Regions from separate parts of the Homo sapiens genome. Here region 2 is linked to region 1. A link is a contact called in ENCODE Hi-C or POLR2A ChIA-PET data. All regions are on one chromosome and are shown on one strand. The core of a region is the stretch at or near the end of the contact, and the rest is flanking DNA. Distances in the headings are between cores, read along the strand shown. Region 1 overlaps BICRA (BRD4 interacting chromatin remodeling complex associated protein). Region 2 overlaps SLC8A2 (solute carrier family 8 member A2).

What was found. Hi-C counts contacts between places; a loop is a spot of excess contacts on that map. ChIA-PET counts read pairs that join two places held with the same protein, here RNA polymerase II (POLR2A).
Region 2: a map of endothelial cell of hepatic sinusoid shows a loop between it and region 1 (6-fold over the local background). The contact joins two enhancer-like sites. A Hi-C loop is called at or near these places in 3 of 168 maps with a recorded cell type or tissue (astrocyte of the cerebellum, endothelial cell of hepatic sinusoid and vagina). POLR2A ChIA-PET finds 5 or more read pairs at or near these places in 3 of 52 experiments (A549, H1 and activated T-cell).

The regions. Positions count from the first base shown.
Region 1 is chr19:47,662,610-47,669,616 of GRCh38, forward strand. The region is part of intron 1 of BICRA (BRD4 interacting chromatin remodeling complex associated protein); the gene reads left to right. Among named protein-coding and RNA genes, the nearest start is that of EHD2, 47 kb to the right of the region's middle. Within about 2 kb of position 1,727, at least 26 of the 41 ENCODE cell types and tissues checked have a DNase peak (open chromatin) inside an H3K27ac peak, as active enhancers do.
Region 2 is chr19:47,442,802-47,450,220 of GRCh38, forward strand. SLC8A2 (solute carrier family 8 member A2) reads right to left here. Exons shown (of 10, transcript NM_015063.3): 4 at 5,008-5,430. Among named protein-coding and RNA genes, the nearest start is that of SLC8A2, 25 kb to the right of the region's middle. RefSeq lists silencers at 3,410-3,459, 4,666-4,735 and an enhancer at 3,846-4,771. Within about 2 kb of position 4,395, at least 2 of the 41 ENCODE cell types and tissues checked have a DNase peak (open chromatin) inside an H3K27ac peak, as active enhancers do.

The DNA.
Region 1 (7,007 bases), core at 477-2,976:
GCAGTGAGCCGAGATCATGCCACTGCACTCCAGCCTGGGCAACAAGAGCAAGACTCCATCTCAAAAAAAGAATCACACACCATCACTTTCACCACATTCTGTTGGCCAAAGCAAGTCAAGAAGCCAGCCCAGGGTCAAGGGCTGAAGTCATAGACCCCACTTCTTAATAGGAGGAGCTGCAAAGAGTGTGGGACGAGGGAGGAGAATTTCTGGCCACTTTGCAATCAACCACAGTGGCCTTTGTTTCAGATCCCCTTTCCACCAGCCCTCTCACATTTTGTTTGACCTCTCTTCTTAATCAGTGACCCACAAAGAACAGCCCTTGACCCATGTGAGAGGCCTTGCCATGGGTTGCAAAGAAAATCCAGAAATGGGAGCTCTTTTTGCGTCAGGTTGTATTTGTCTGCAAATAATGGGAAACCACATAGTGGCTTAAACCATAAGGATTAACAAGTTTGGAGGCGGGCAGCCCATGAAGAGTTATGAAGAGTACAGTCAGGCCGGCGCGATGGCTCACGCCTGAAATCCCAGCACTTTGGGAGGCTGAGGCGGGTGGATCACTAGAGGTCAGGAGTTCAAGACCAGCCTGGCTAACGTGGTGAACCCTGTCTCTACTAAAAATACAAAAATTAGCCGGGTGTGGTGGCACGTGCCTCTAATCCCAGCTACTCAGGAGGCTGAGGCAGGAGTCACTTGAACCTGGGAGGCGGAGGTTGCAGTGAGTCAAGATTGCGCCACTGCACTCCAGCCTGGGTGACAGAGCGAGACTCCGTCTCAAAAGAAAAAAAAGAACACGGTCTTTTTGTCAGCTCCCATCAACCATCCTCTGCTGGTGGGCTTTTCAGCCTCAGGTTTGTTGTCCCGTGGTTGCAAAATGGCTGCCACAGCTCTAGTCATCTCAACTGTATTCAAAACTGGAAGCAGGAGCAAAAGACTGTCTTTCTGGAGAAACTCTGTCTTTGTATTCTGGAAGGAAAACTTTCCCTGAAAGTCTCACTGAGCAGAACCTGTCTGTACACTTCAGTTTTTACTATTTGCACAACTGTGGTTACTCTAACTGCAAGAAAGGCTGGGAAAGTGAGTGTCTGATAAAGGAGATAGGAATGCCTCTGGCTTAGTTCAATTATTTTAAGGCTATTTTGACCACAACTCACAGTCCAAAATATGTTTCTTTGTGTCGCAGTACACACACACACACACACACACATTATTGAAACCAATTTCTCAAATACTCACTCTTACCATGTATGATACACGTTAATGTCTTCCATTCCATTCCATTCCATGCATTTTAATTATTTAAAGCAGTTCCTGGTCACAACCTGCTAATTTGATTTCACAACCTTCAAAGGCATGACCCATAGTTTGAGAAAGACTGGCCTAGAACAGTCTTTGTTTACATCTTAGCGTTGGCAAGTGTTAACCCTGCACAGAGTCAGGCTTCTGCGAGCGGAGGAGGAGAGGTGGGGAAATGGTGTTTTGAAAAGCAACAGATAGACTTTGCCACATCATTTGCACTTCTTATCAGCAAATGATATCGTTCTGGAGACTTTGTATTACTGGCAGGCAACCTGAGGTTACTCCAATTTATATTGGGAAATTAAAATTCGCCTGTTTGTGGAGCTTAGCTGGCCCTTTTAATTCCGTATCCTGCTAGCAGCCTGGCTTCTGCACAGCTCCTGATGACAGCGCAAAACTCCGATTGCATTACAAGTGGAGGAGGAATTCACACAATTTTCTGGAAGGACACTGTGTCATTGTTGCGTCATGGCTGTTCTCTGGAGCTGGTTGTGGTTTTCAGGCCCGGCCTTTCCTGCTTTTTATAGTGTGGTGGTGAAGAGTGAGGTCTTCAGAATCACAGGGTCTGAGTTCAAATTCTGGTCCCATGGTGCGATCTGGGGCAAGTGTCCTGACCACCTCCGAGTCTCCTTTTCCTGTAAGATGTGCATCAGCAGTGCTTCCGTGGGGATGGGGAGGGATCGGTGGGTATGGAGTAAGCACAGGGGCTGGTACCCGGAAGCACTCAGGCAATGCGGGCTCTTCAGGGTGTGCCAGGCAGCTTCGGCTGTGTGATGCCACAGTGACGAGTGGGCCCGGGTCGCAGTGGTCCGTGGTGGCAGAGGCTGGCTTCTCGCTCGTGTGTGTGCCCGTGGGGGGTTGGCTGTGGCTCTGGCCACATGTCCGCCCTGTTCTGGAACTCAGGGGAACTATGTGATGGCTCTTGAAGCTTCTGCTCTGAACAGACACAGTGCGCCCACTCCATCTCATGGAAGGAGAATCTTTCCGTAGGAGCAGGCCCACTGGGTGGGGGGCAGCGGACAGATGGTTAAAAAGCCAGTGTGCCACACCAGGGCTTGTCTCCAGGGTGCTGGTGACAATTTTGGGTCCGCAACCCTGCATACTAGTTTTCAACCCCCACCCCCCCGCCCCCCCACTCTGCAACCTCAGTCACTGTTTCAAAAGTTTCTGAGTGTGGGGGGTAGGGGAGAGGTCTCCAGCACCCTCCCTGGCTGAGAACCACCAGCTGTGCTCCCCAAGCCAGGGATGGGGTCTGCCTCTGCCCTTTTGCTGTCCTCAGCACCCCCCACCAGACACACAGTAGGTGCCTACTAAATGTACATTTCAGCAGGTTGCCTCTTGAATAAATGAAAGGATTTGTTTAATTTCCTCTGCAAATTCATTCATTCATCCCACAGATATTTATTGAGCTCCTACTGTATGCCACATAATGTGCCAGCCCCAGGGATCTTGCAGAGGACAAAACAAGCAAAAGTTCCTGTCCTGGGGGACATTTCGGTAGAGGAGACACACAGTAAACAACCAAACCATCAGACGGATATATGATATTTGATGTTAAAGTTTTGGTTTTGTTTTTTTTGGGATGGGGTCTCGCTGTCTTGCCCAGGCTGGAGTGCAGTGGCACGATCACAGCTCACTGCAGCCTCGAACTCCTGGGTTCAAGCAATTCTCCTGCCTCAGTCTCCTGAGTAGCTGGGATTACCGGTGTGCAACACCATGTCTGGCTGGTTGTTTTGTTTTTTTTTAATCTTCATGTGTGTCTTGAAAGGCTTCCCCTGCCTTCTGGGTTGAGAGCAGCAAGACACCTAGCTGGCCTGGTGAGGGTGCACACAGTGCAGGTGCCGCAGCGCCCCCAAAACTGCTGTTTTCCATTGCGTTTATCTCATCTGGAAAATGGGGGTAATACCAGGGTGTTTGGAAGGATTCAAAGAACCCTGGTACCTGGCTGAAGCAGGAGATCTGTTAACCCTTCCAGATACACACACAGGCCATGTGCGGCAAACAGCACCAAAGTGGGGCCGGGGACTTCTGTCCAGCCTCACTGGGCTGTGGCCCAAAAGCTCTGGGAGTCGCCCCATTAGATAGCATCAACAGTGGCAATTAAAATGATCACAACTAGCGTACACACTGCTTACAAAGTACTTTAGGGCATGGATTAGAGGTGTTCCTATGTAACAGTCCCATGGAGGACGTAGTGTTATCCTCCCCAAACGGAGGCACAGAGGGGATAAGTAACTTGTCTTAGGGTACACGGCTGGGAACGGGAAGTGGCAGCCCAGGGATGGGAGCCTCAGAATCAGTCAAGGTGCACTTGATTCCTGCTGTGAGCATGCACAGGCAGTAACCCCAGCCCCTCGCCCAATTTCTTTTTTTCTTTTTCTTTTTCTTCTTTTTTTTTTTGAGCTCTGTCATCCAGGCTGGAGTGCAGTGGCGCAATCTCAGCTCACTGCAGCCTCTGCCTCCTGGGTTCAAGCAATTCTCCTGCCTCAGCCTGCGGAGTAACTGGGATTACAGGCATGTGCCACCACACCCAGCTGTTTTGTATTTTAGTAGAGACAAGGTTTCATCATGTTGACCAGGCTGGTCTTGAACTCCTGACCTCAGTTGATCCTCCCACCCCGCCCTCCCAAAGTGCTGGCATTACAGGTGTGAGCCACCACGCCCGGCCTTCTTTTCTTTTTGAAATGGAGTCTCACTCTGTCGCCCAGGCTGGAGTGTGGTGGTGCAATCTTGGTTCACTGCAGCCTTGGCCTCTGTAGCTCAAGTAATTCTCCCACCTCAGCCTCCCGAGTAGATTGGACCACAGGTGCCCACCACCACCCCCTGGCTAATTTTAAATTTTTTTGTAGAGATGAGATCTTGCTGTGTTGCCTAGGCTGGTTCTCCAACTCCTGAGTTTAAGCCATCCTCCTGCCTCAGCTTCCCTGCCTTGGCTGGGATTACAGGTGTGAGCTAACCATGCCTCCCTCCTTTTTACTTCTTTGAAGTAAAATTTTCCTGTGTTGAAACACACAAATCCGAGCTGTTAAATTCTGAACACTCACATAACCACACCTTGGTCACAACACGGACTGTTTCCCTCTCCCCAGGAAGTTCCCGTTCATGTCTTTTTTCTTTTTTTTTTTTTTGAGACGGAGTCTTGCTCTGTCGCCCAGGCTGGAGTGCAGTGGCACGATCTCGGCTCACTGCAACCTCCGCCTCCCGGGTTCACGCCATTCTCCTGCCTCAGCCTCCCGAGTCGCTAGGACTACAGGCGCCCACCCCCACGCCGGGCTCATTTTTTGTATTTTTAGTAGAGACGGGGTTTCACCATTCACACAATGGTCTCGATCTCCTGACCTTGTGATCCGCCCGCCTTGGCCTCCCAAAGTGCTGGGATTACAGGCGTGAGCCACAGCGCCTGGCCCTATTCATGTCTTTAGTGTTGTCATTGGAATGAAAGCACATGAATACAAAATCCTCAGAGACAGCTCTGCAGCCTCCACTTTGAAATTCACCCTCGGGACTGGTTTGCAGAAGCCTCACGGGAGCTGCATCCCCTCCTGTCTCTAATTCTGCTGGTAGGTAGGTCGTGCACAGAGCTTGGGCCACGCCTACCAGAGCCAGGGAGGAGGCATGAACAGACGTGAACCCTTCATCTTGGGAGCTCGTGCACACCTTCAGGCCAGGCAGGAACAGGGCACCCGCATTCCAGAGGAAAAGAATCCTGTGTTCCAGGGTCTTGCGACATCTGCTTTCTAGCTCTTTCTGGGATCGGGACCTGAGAGGAAGAGAGAAAGCCACTCGCCACTCCTGTTCCTTCCTCCTCCTTCCATGCCAGTCCCTTTATCTCCTTTTCCAATCCGAAGCATCCCAGGCATTCATAAAATGATAACAGAGACGCACACCCCCATCACCCAGCCTCGCGATAGTGCCTGAACATTCTGCTGTATTTGTTTCAGATCCTACGAGAGAAGTAGCAGGAGAGGGTCGCCTGTTGGGTAGTGGTGAAGGGCGAGGCCTCTGCAGTGAGCCTGCCTGGGCTGAAATCCCAGCCTGGGTGGGGTGCGGTGGCTCATGCCTGTAATCCCAGCACTTTGGGAGGCCAAGGGGGCACAGATCACCTGAGGTCAGGAGTTCAGACCAGCCTGGCTGACATAGTGAAACTCTGTCTTTACTAAAAATATAAAAAATTAGCTGGGCGTGGTGGTGCATGCCTGTAATCCCAGCTACTCCGGAGGCTGAGGTAGGAGAATCGCTTGAACCTGGGAAGCAGAGGTTGCAGTGAGCCGAGATCGCGTCATTGCACCCAGCACCCAGCACATAGTGGGCCCGCAGTCAGCGTGGTTTATCATTGTCATAGTCGGTCCTTGTTCTTCACAGATCCCGTATTTGCGAATTCACCTACTTGCGAACATTGGTAACCCCAAAACGGTGCTGATCATTTGCAGAAGTGGGTAGAGTGGCCAAAAAAATTGAGCTGCCTGACATGCAGGTTCCCAGCTGAGGTGGGGCCTGATGTCTTGTTTCAGCTCAAATTGCAAAGCAGTGTCGTTTTTGCAATCTGTTTAGTGCCACATTTTTCACATCTTTGTGAGTCTTTTTTTTTTTTTTTTTGAGACGGAGTCTAGCTCTGTCACCAAGGCTGAAGTGCAAGTGGTGCGATCTCGGCTCACTGCAAGCTCCGCCTCCTGTGTTCAAGTGATTTTCGTGCCTCAGTCTCCTGAGTAGGCACGACTACAGGCACCCGCCACCAGGCCTGGCCAATTTTTTCTATTTTTAGTAGAGACTAAAGGGTTTTGCCACGTTGGCCAGGCTGGTCTCGAACTCCTGGCCTCAAGTGATTTGCCCGCCTCAGCATCCCAAAGTGCCAGGATACAGGCATGAGCCACGGCGCCCGGCTGTCTTTGTGCTTCTTATTGGTGATTTCTCTGTTTAAAATGGCTCCTAGGCCAGGCGCAGTGGCTCACTCCTGTAATCCCAACACTCTGGGAGGCCGAGGTGGGTGGATCACTTGAAGTCAGGAATTTGAGACCAGCCTGGCCAATATGATGAAACCTTGTCTCTACTTAGCCGGGTATAGTGGCAGGTGCCTTATCCCAGCTACTCAGGAGGCTGAGGCAGGAAAATCACTTGAACCTGGGAGACGGAGGTTGCAGTGAGCCGAGATCGCATCACTGCACTCCAGCCTGGGTGATAGAGCAAGACTCACACACACAAAAAAATAAATAAAATAAAATAAAATAAAATGGCTACAAGCAGGGTGCAGAAATCTAGTGTTCCTAAGGGCAGTGAGGCTGTGATGTGCCTTCTGGAGAAAATACCTGTGTTAGAGAAGCTTCCTTCAGGTGGGAGTTATAGTCCTGTTAGCCATGAGTTCAATGTGAATGAATCAACAATATAGATTAAATAAGATGGCTTCAAACAGAAACGCATATAAGTCAAGGTGATGTATCGATTGATGGGTGAAAATACAGTGGCCAGAACCTGGCAAGAACCTAGCCTTGTATTTTCCCCAGGAGTGGCAGCTCAGCGTTCACGGTGACTTTCTAGAACCTCACTACTGCAAATAGCAAGAATTGGCTGTATTTTGTTATACTGAAGTGCCAGTAAATGACATAGTATAATGTTATATACTATGTGTATACATAGTATATAACACTATATGTTATATACACTATAGTGTATGTGCTACATATATGTAGTATATATATGGGATAATAGTATGT
Region 2 (7,419 bases), core at 3,145-5,644, 220 kb before region 1:
GCCTCTCATGTAGCTGGGACTACAGGTATACACTACCATGCTCAGTTAATTTTTTATTTTTTGTAGAGATGGGGTCTCACCACATTGCCCAGGCTGGTCTTGAACTCCTGCCCTCAAGTGATCCTCCCATCTTGGCCTCCCAAAGTGCTGGGATTACAGATGTGAGCCATGGCACCTGGCCTGTCTTCTTTAAATATCACCTTCTAACACCCTCTAACATTTATTTAGTTTATTGTTCGTCATTTACCATTTGCTTCCCCATCTTTAAATTTAAGTTCCCCCAGGTAAGTTCATTTATGTTTTTTGTTTTATCTCCAACACCCAGAACAGTCCCTGGCATAGAGCACACCCTCCATGCATATTTTGCTAACTCCAATCCTTCAGCACAGAAAACCCTCAGCTTCCTGCTCTCTGTCCCAACCAGATCTGGAGAGTTAACCAAGTGCTGATGCTAACTGATTTTCTCAGCATCTCTGCTCCTATGGTAACCAGGGGGTGGCAGGAAACAGCCAGAAGTTACCTGTCACCTTCAGGCACATAATCCACACCCCTCGACCCCAAAGACCCACAAACCCAGAATGCCCACAGCTTTGCCACTGGCAACTCTTTAGGCTGTAGGAACCATGTAGTCCCACAAGGCCTGGCCCCAGAACCCAAAAACACAAACACCCAGCCCACACAGTCACCCAATCGAGGAAGCACAGCCGATCACACCGCCCACACCCACACGCCATCACACCCTACAGCCATTCCCACTGCAGTGGCAAGACTGCATGGACCAGATGCCCGTCAGTTAGCACGACTCCCCCACCACAGCCTTGGCGACATCGCCACCCTGCAGCCCCTCACTGTGGTACCACGTAGACGCTCCTACCTTATATCTAACTCCTGACGCCTCTTGGTGTCTCTGTTTACTTCCTTCAGTGCCTCTCTGCATCTCTGTCCCTACATTTTCCATCTTCTTTTCTCTCTCTGCCTCTCTCAGCTTCTCTGGGTCTATCTCTCCATCTCTGACTCTGTCTCTCTGACTCTCCAGCAGTCTCTCTCTCTGACTCTGACTCTCTCCGTTCTCTGTCTCAGTCTCTTCTCATCTCTCTGCTCTCCCTTTTTTTGAAACAAAGTCTCGCTCTGTTGCCCAGGCTGGAGTGCAGTGGCATAATCATGGCTCACTGCAGCCTTGATCTCCAGGGCTCAAGCAATCCTCCCACCTCAGCCTCCTAAGTAGCTGGAAATATAAGCGTGTGCCACCACACCTGGCTACTTTTAAATTTTTTATAGAGACAGGATCTCACTATGTTGCCCAGGCTGGTCTTGAATTCCTGGCCTCAAGTGATCCTCCCACCTTGGCCTCCCCAGTGCTGGGGTTACAGGTGTGAGCCACAGCACCTGGCCCGCCCTTCTTTATCTGGATTCTTCTCTCCCTGTCTCTGTCTTTCAGAGTCTAAAGAATGGAGTAACAAAAGTCAACACACTTCAAGCAGAAGAGTTTCAATCAGGCAGTCATTCAAAAGACGCATCTCAACACACAAACACGCACAAGACACAGCGACACCCGCGCAAGGACAGGCGCACACAAGACGGCCATGTGGGGACATCCGCCCACCTCCACCCTCCTGGTTTCAGGATATTTTCAATTTTCTGTGGGTGGAAAGAAAGGGCCGCCCCCGACCTCGGCGTGGGCTGTGAGCTGTCCGCGGTGCTGAAATGCTGGGGCCGGCGAGGAGGGAGGGTCTCCCGAGACATGCTCCTCACACACCCTGACACACACAGACAGCTGCCGACACAGTGACATGCTGACAGGGTGACACACACACCTCTGTCGCTCACTCTCGCAGACATGCTGCGATCCGCTGACACACAGTGACTGACGTGCAGTGACAGGCACGTCAACTGCGCCTGGCAGGCGCACCCTCAGGGGACCCAAATGCAGGAGAAACCCAACGCGCAGGAAACAGCAAGAGGGACTCGAGCTAGACCAAGACAGGACTTCCTGAGATCAAAGGAAGCAGATTTCCTCCCCAGCCTGCCCCCTTGTTTCCTGAAAACTCCACTCTCCTGCCCTTCTCCCCTGCCAGTCTCTGATCTCAGACCCAGTCTCCTCATCCTGTCTCTCACTGACCCAAACTCCCTTTTCTCTCTGCAGCATCGTGAGAACCTCTCCTTCCCTGGGTCAGTCTCTCTCCTCCATGAATGTCTTTATCGCGTCTCCATCTCTCTGCCTTTCAGTCTCCCTCCATCTCAGCTTTCAATATCCACCTCTCTCCCTCCCTCAAAGCATCTCTGTCTCTGTGTCTCTTCCTTTTTTTCGGGGGTGGGGTGGGTGGGAGATGGAGTTTCGCTCTTGTTGCCCAGGCCAGAGTGCAATGGCGTGACCTCGGCTCACAGCAACCTTCGCCTGCTGGGTTCAAGCGATTCTCCTGTCTCAGCCTCCCGAGTAGCTGGGATTACAGGTGCATGCCACCAGGCCTGGCTAATTTTTGTATTTTTAGTAGAGACGGGGTTTCATCATATTGGTCAGGCTGGTCTCGAACTCCTGACCTCAGATGATCCACCCGTGTTGGCCTCCCAAAGTGCTGAGATTACAGGCATGAGCCACCGTGCCCGACCTCTAAGTTCCTGTCTTTCTGTGTCTCTGTCTCTCTGTTCTGTCTCTGTTTCTCTCTCCAGTTCTGTTATTCTGTCTTCAGCTCTCCCTGTGTCTATCTCTGTGTCTCTGTCTCTGTCTCTCATGCTCTCCCTGCCACCCCATCTCTGGGTGTCTCTCCTCCATCTCCAGCCCAGCTGCTTCAAAGCGCCTCTAATTAGTGCCTGCCCATCAGAGGAAGGAAGAGTTTCCCTAAACACTAATTAGCCTCCTGTTCTCTGTCTTCTGAAGCCACAGCTGGGAGCTTGTGGGGGTGGGGGACAGAGGGTGTCCCAGCCTGGGGAAGCCATGTGGGGGAGGACAGGGCCGTAAGGTTGCAGCAGCAGGAGGGAAGCAGGTTGGACTATAAGAAGGACCGGAAAAAGCAGAAAGAAAACTCTCCATTCCCCCATCTCTTGGTGTGAGAGAGGGGTCTGGGATGGTGCCTCTCGCAGCCCCCAACCCAAGTTCTCAACAACCCTCAGACAGAGACCAAGCCAGACAGAGAGAGAGAAGGAAAGGTGTGGAGTGTGCCTGAAATATAAGCTGAGTCAGAGAGCGAGGTGCTGGGGACAGACAGCTGCAGATGAACAGAGACGCAGAGACCCAGAGAGAGACAGCCCAGGGAGTGAGAGATGCAGAGATGCAGAGGGAGAGACGGAGAGACAGCGAGAGCAGTGAGAAGCTGAGTGCTGCCCGAGGCGGAAGCGCAGAGGCTGGGAGGAGGAGGGAGGGGGAGCGCGGTGGGGACTCCGCTTGAGTAGGAGGCGCGTGGGCGGCACGGAGGAGGGAGACAGACGGGCATGCGGGGGCGGAAGAGAGCGGGCAGAGGAGGGGCAGGCGCTGCCTGCATCCTGGGCAGGGGGGTGGGGGAATGTGAGGCTTCAGGCACACATTGGGGGACACTCGGTCACCTGTGTAAGGGGTGGCCAGGGATCTGGGCGTGAGAACAGCCCTGACTTAATAATTTAGTGTACGTGTCCGTGATTTTATGTGTGTCTGCGTGTTTTTTTTCTTTTTTTGAGACAGGGTCTCACTGTGTCGCCCAGGCTGGAGTGCAGTGGGTGATCACAGCTCACTACAGCACCTAACTCGTGGGCTCAAGCCATCTTCCTGCTTTGGCTTCCCAAGTAGCTGGGACTACAAGTGCACACCACCATGCCCAGCTAATTTTAAACAATTTTTAGCAGAGTAGAGGCTGATCTCCAACTCCAAGGCTCATGCCATCCTCCCGCCTCAGTTTCCTAAAGTGCTGGCACTACAGACATGCGCCACCACTAATTAGAAAAATTATTTTTAGAGTAGGAGTCTTGCTATGTTGCCCAGGTTGCTCTCAAACTCCTGGCCTCAAATGATCCTCCTGCTTCGTCCTCCCAAAGCGCTGGGATTACAGGTGTTGACCACCACGCCTGGCCCTGCCGTGTGTGTCTATGTGTGTGTGGTGCGTATAAATGGCTTTGTGTCCAATCTGTAAACGTCTGTCTACATGTGTGTGTCTGAGTGTATCCAGCCAGCCCACCTCCCCAGACCCCATTTTCCTAAATCCCAGCCCTCAGGCTCCCCAGTGTCTCCCCAGGCCCTGCCCTGCCTTCCCAGGCCCCCAGATTCCAGCACCATCTTTTCCCAAATCCTCGCCCAGATTCGCGTTAGGTGCCCCGCTATTTCCCCAGGTTCTTCCTCATACCCAGAAGCCCCACCCCTTCCCTAGCTCCGCGCGCCCAGGCCCCACCCATCTTGTTAGGCCCCGCCTTCTTCCGCAGCCCACATCCATTTTCCCATTTCCTGATGTCGTATGTCCAAACCCAGACCCCACCTATCGCCCTGGACCCGCCCCCTCTCCACAGCCACCGACAGCGTCTCATCTCCACAAGCCTCTCCCCACATCTCCCTGGGTACTCTTCAGCACACACTCCACGAGCTACCAATTAAGGCCCCACACCGCTCTCCCCAGGCCCCGTCCCATCTCTCCTCACCTCGTCCCCCCTTCCTCCTTGGGGCCCTCTTCTCACCTGTCCGGCCACCCTTCTAGGCCTCGCCTCTTCATTTCACAGTCACAACCCCACCAGGCCCCGCCCACGTGGTAGACACAGCACACCTAGGCCCCGCCCCTCCCGAGGCCAAGCCCACTTTGGAGAACGATTCACTCAGGCCCCTCTCCTCCTGAGGGCCCAGCTGTTCAGTGAAGCCCCGCCCACGTCGTGGGCATGGGTCACAGGCCCCGCCCACGTTGCGGGCACGGCCACGCAGGCCCCTCCCCTCCCGAGGCCCAACCAAGACCCGCCCACTATGTGGGCATGGCTCACCCAGGCCCCGCCCCTGAGCCACATCAGGCCTCGCCCATTCCGAAGCCCCGCCCCTCTCCGGGCCGCCTCGGGCGTGCTCACATGGTCTCGTCGTCGCCAAACTCCAGCTCTCCGCACGCGTCCTCGTAGTGCACGCCGCCGCCGCGCGCCGTGCCGTCCACCGTGCGGTAGGGAAGGCGCACGGTGCCGCGCGCGCCCGAGCTGCGCACGACGCGCACGTCCACGGTGCCCATGCACTCGCTCACGTGCAGCAGGCGGTCCTGGAAGGAGAAGATGCCTGCGTGGTCGTCGTCCAGGATGGTGACGGTGGCCAGCAGCGGCGCCACCAGCCGCCCCTTGGGCCGCCCGCCGCCGTCCGGCTCGAACATGCCCTGCGCGTCGCCCACGCGCAGGTTCAGCAGCCGCACGAAGAAATGCTCGTCCTCCTCGAAGATGTCGTCGTCGATGATGCCGATGCGCAGCTCCTTCTGCGTCTCGCCTGGTTTGAACACCAGCGTGCCCTCGCTGCGGCGGGGTGGGGAGGGGGAAGAGCGGGGTGAGGGTCGGTCATCGGCTGTGTGTTGTACGGGGGGAGTCTGGACGTGCTTCCCAGAGGAGACGTAGGTGCCATAGAAGAACTCCCAAGTATGAGGGTCGACAGGCATTAAACAAGTAATACTGAGGGTGAATCGGGGTGGGCGTCCTGGAGGAAGGGCTGCAGAGCGGGAACAAGACAGAGTGGGCCCCTCCCCGCGTGGAACTCGTGAAGAGCAGAAGGTGGGAATTAAACAGGTAATGATAAGGTTGAGATCAGGGCAGGCTTCCTGGAGGAGGCATTAGCAGGTGGGCATACTCCAGGCAGAAGGAACAGCACATGCAAAGTCCAAGAGTTGAGAGGGAGCCTGGGGTGTTCTACATCCCTGCTTCTCAAACCTTAATATGCATATGAATCCCCTGGTGGAGCTTGTGAAAATGCAGATTCTGGTTTAGAAGCTCCCGGGTTTCTAGAATCGCATTTCTAACGAGCTCCAGGGGATGTCCTGGTCACATTTTAAGTGGCAGGGATATAGGACCCAGAAAGGACTCTGTCATTCCTCTGATAAAAACCCTTCCCAGATGCCCCCAAGAGGAAGTCCATACACCTTAACTTGGCATCACTCATTCATTCAACAAACACTCCTAAGGGCACCCGTTGTGTGCCTTGTGCCGAGTGGTGCTGGGGACACAGCAGTAACCAGGCCCTGTCCTCACAGGGTTCACAGCCCCATGGGAGAGCCATATCACCATGACAATTGCACATTTAATGATTTAATTACGGTTCATTCATTCAACAGATAACTGACCGTTGTGTGCCAGGCATTGTTTTAAGTGTTGGGGGAACGGCACCAATAAGAAGCTTTGAGATTCTGTTTTAGTGCAGAAGAATGAACAATAAACAAACACAGGATGTCAGGTGGTGATGGTGCTATGGAGAGAAACAGGAGGGTAGGGAGTGAGGAGAGGGAGCTGTTGGCATGGTCAAGAAAGCCTTTTGGAGGAGGTAACATTTGAGCAGAGACCTGAAGGAGGGGAGGGAGTGAGCCATAGGGAGGATGCCTGGAAAAGAGTTTTTTGTTGTGTTTTGTTTTGTTTTTTTGAGACAGAGTCTCGCTGTCATCCAGACTGGAGTGCAGTGTCTCCATCTTGGCTCACTGCAACCTCCCCTCCCGGGTTCAAGGGATTCTCCCACCTCAGCCTCCCGAGCAGCTGGGACTACAGGCGCCTGCCACCATGCCTGGCTAATTTTGTGTACTTTTTTGTAGAGACAGGGTTTCATCATGTTGGCCAGGCCGGTCTCGAACTCCTGACCTCAAAAGATCCGCCTGTCTTGGCTTCCCAAAGTGCTGGGATTACAGGCGTGAGCAACCGTGCCTGGCCAAAAAGAGTATTTTTGGTAAAGGGAACAGGCAATGTGAATGCTCTGACCTGGGACTGGACAGCCGGACAGGGGACAGGATCTGACTTAGGGACGGGTCACCTCTTCGAGGAACTGCAGGGAGACCAGCATGATGACAGCAGAGGGAGCCAGGACGAGAGGGTGGAAGATGACATCACAGTGGGAACGGGGGCAGATCACCTAGGGCCTGGGTGGGCCACGGTGAAGACTTCTGCGTTTACCCTGAGTGAGGAAGGAGCCCTGTGAAGCTTCGTTCCGAGCAGAGGAGGGACACGAGCTGGCTTGGTGTTAAAAGAGTAACAGTTGTGGAAATCTCTGAAACACCCATAAGATACTCTGTAATGGGGGGAGCCGGGGAGGGAACAAGGCAGTGACATTAGATTACTCAGAGTGAAATTCTGAGGGGTCATGGAGTAAGTGGACTCTTCCTGGCAGGGCTGCAGACATCAGCGTGACTCTGGGATATTAAGAAATCTTGAAAATCTATCATTTCCCCCAATCCCTCCTACTGTGCATGTAAGGGGCTCAGCACCATCTCTGAACCCTGCTATGTGATCCATATGCATTCACTATCACTT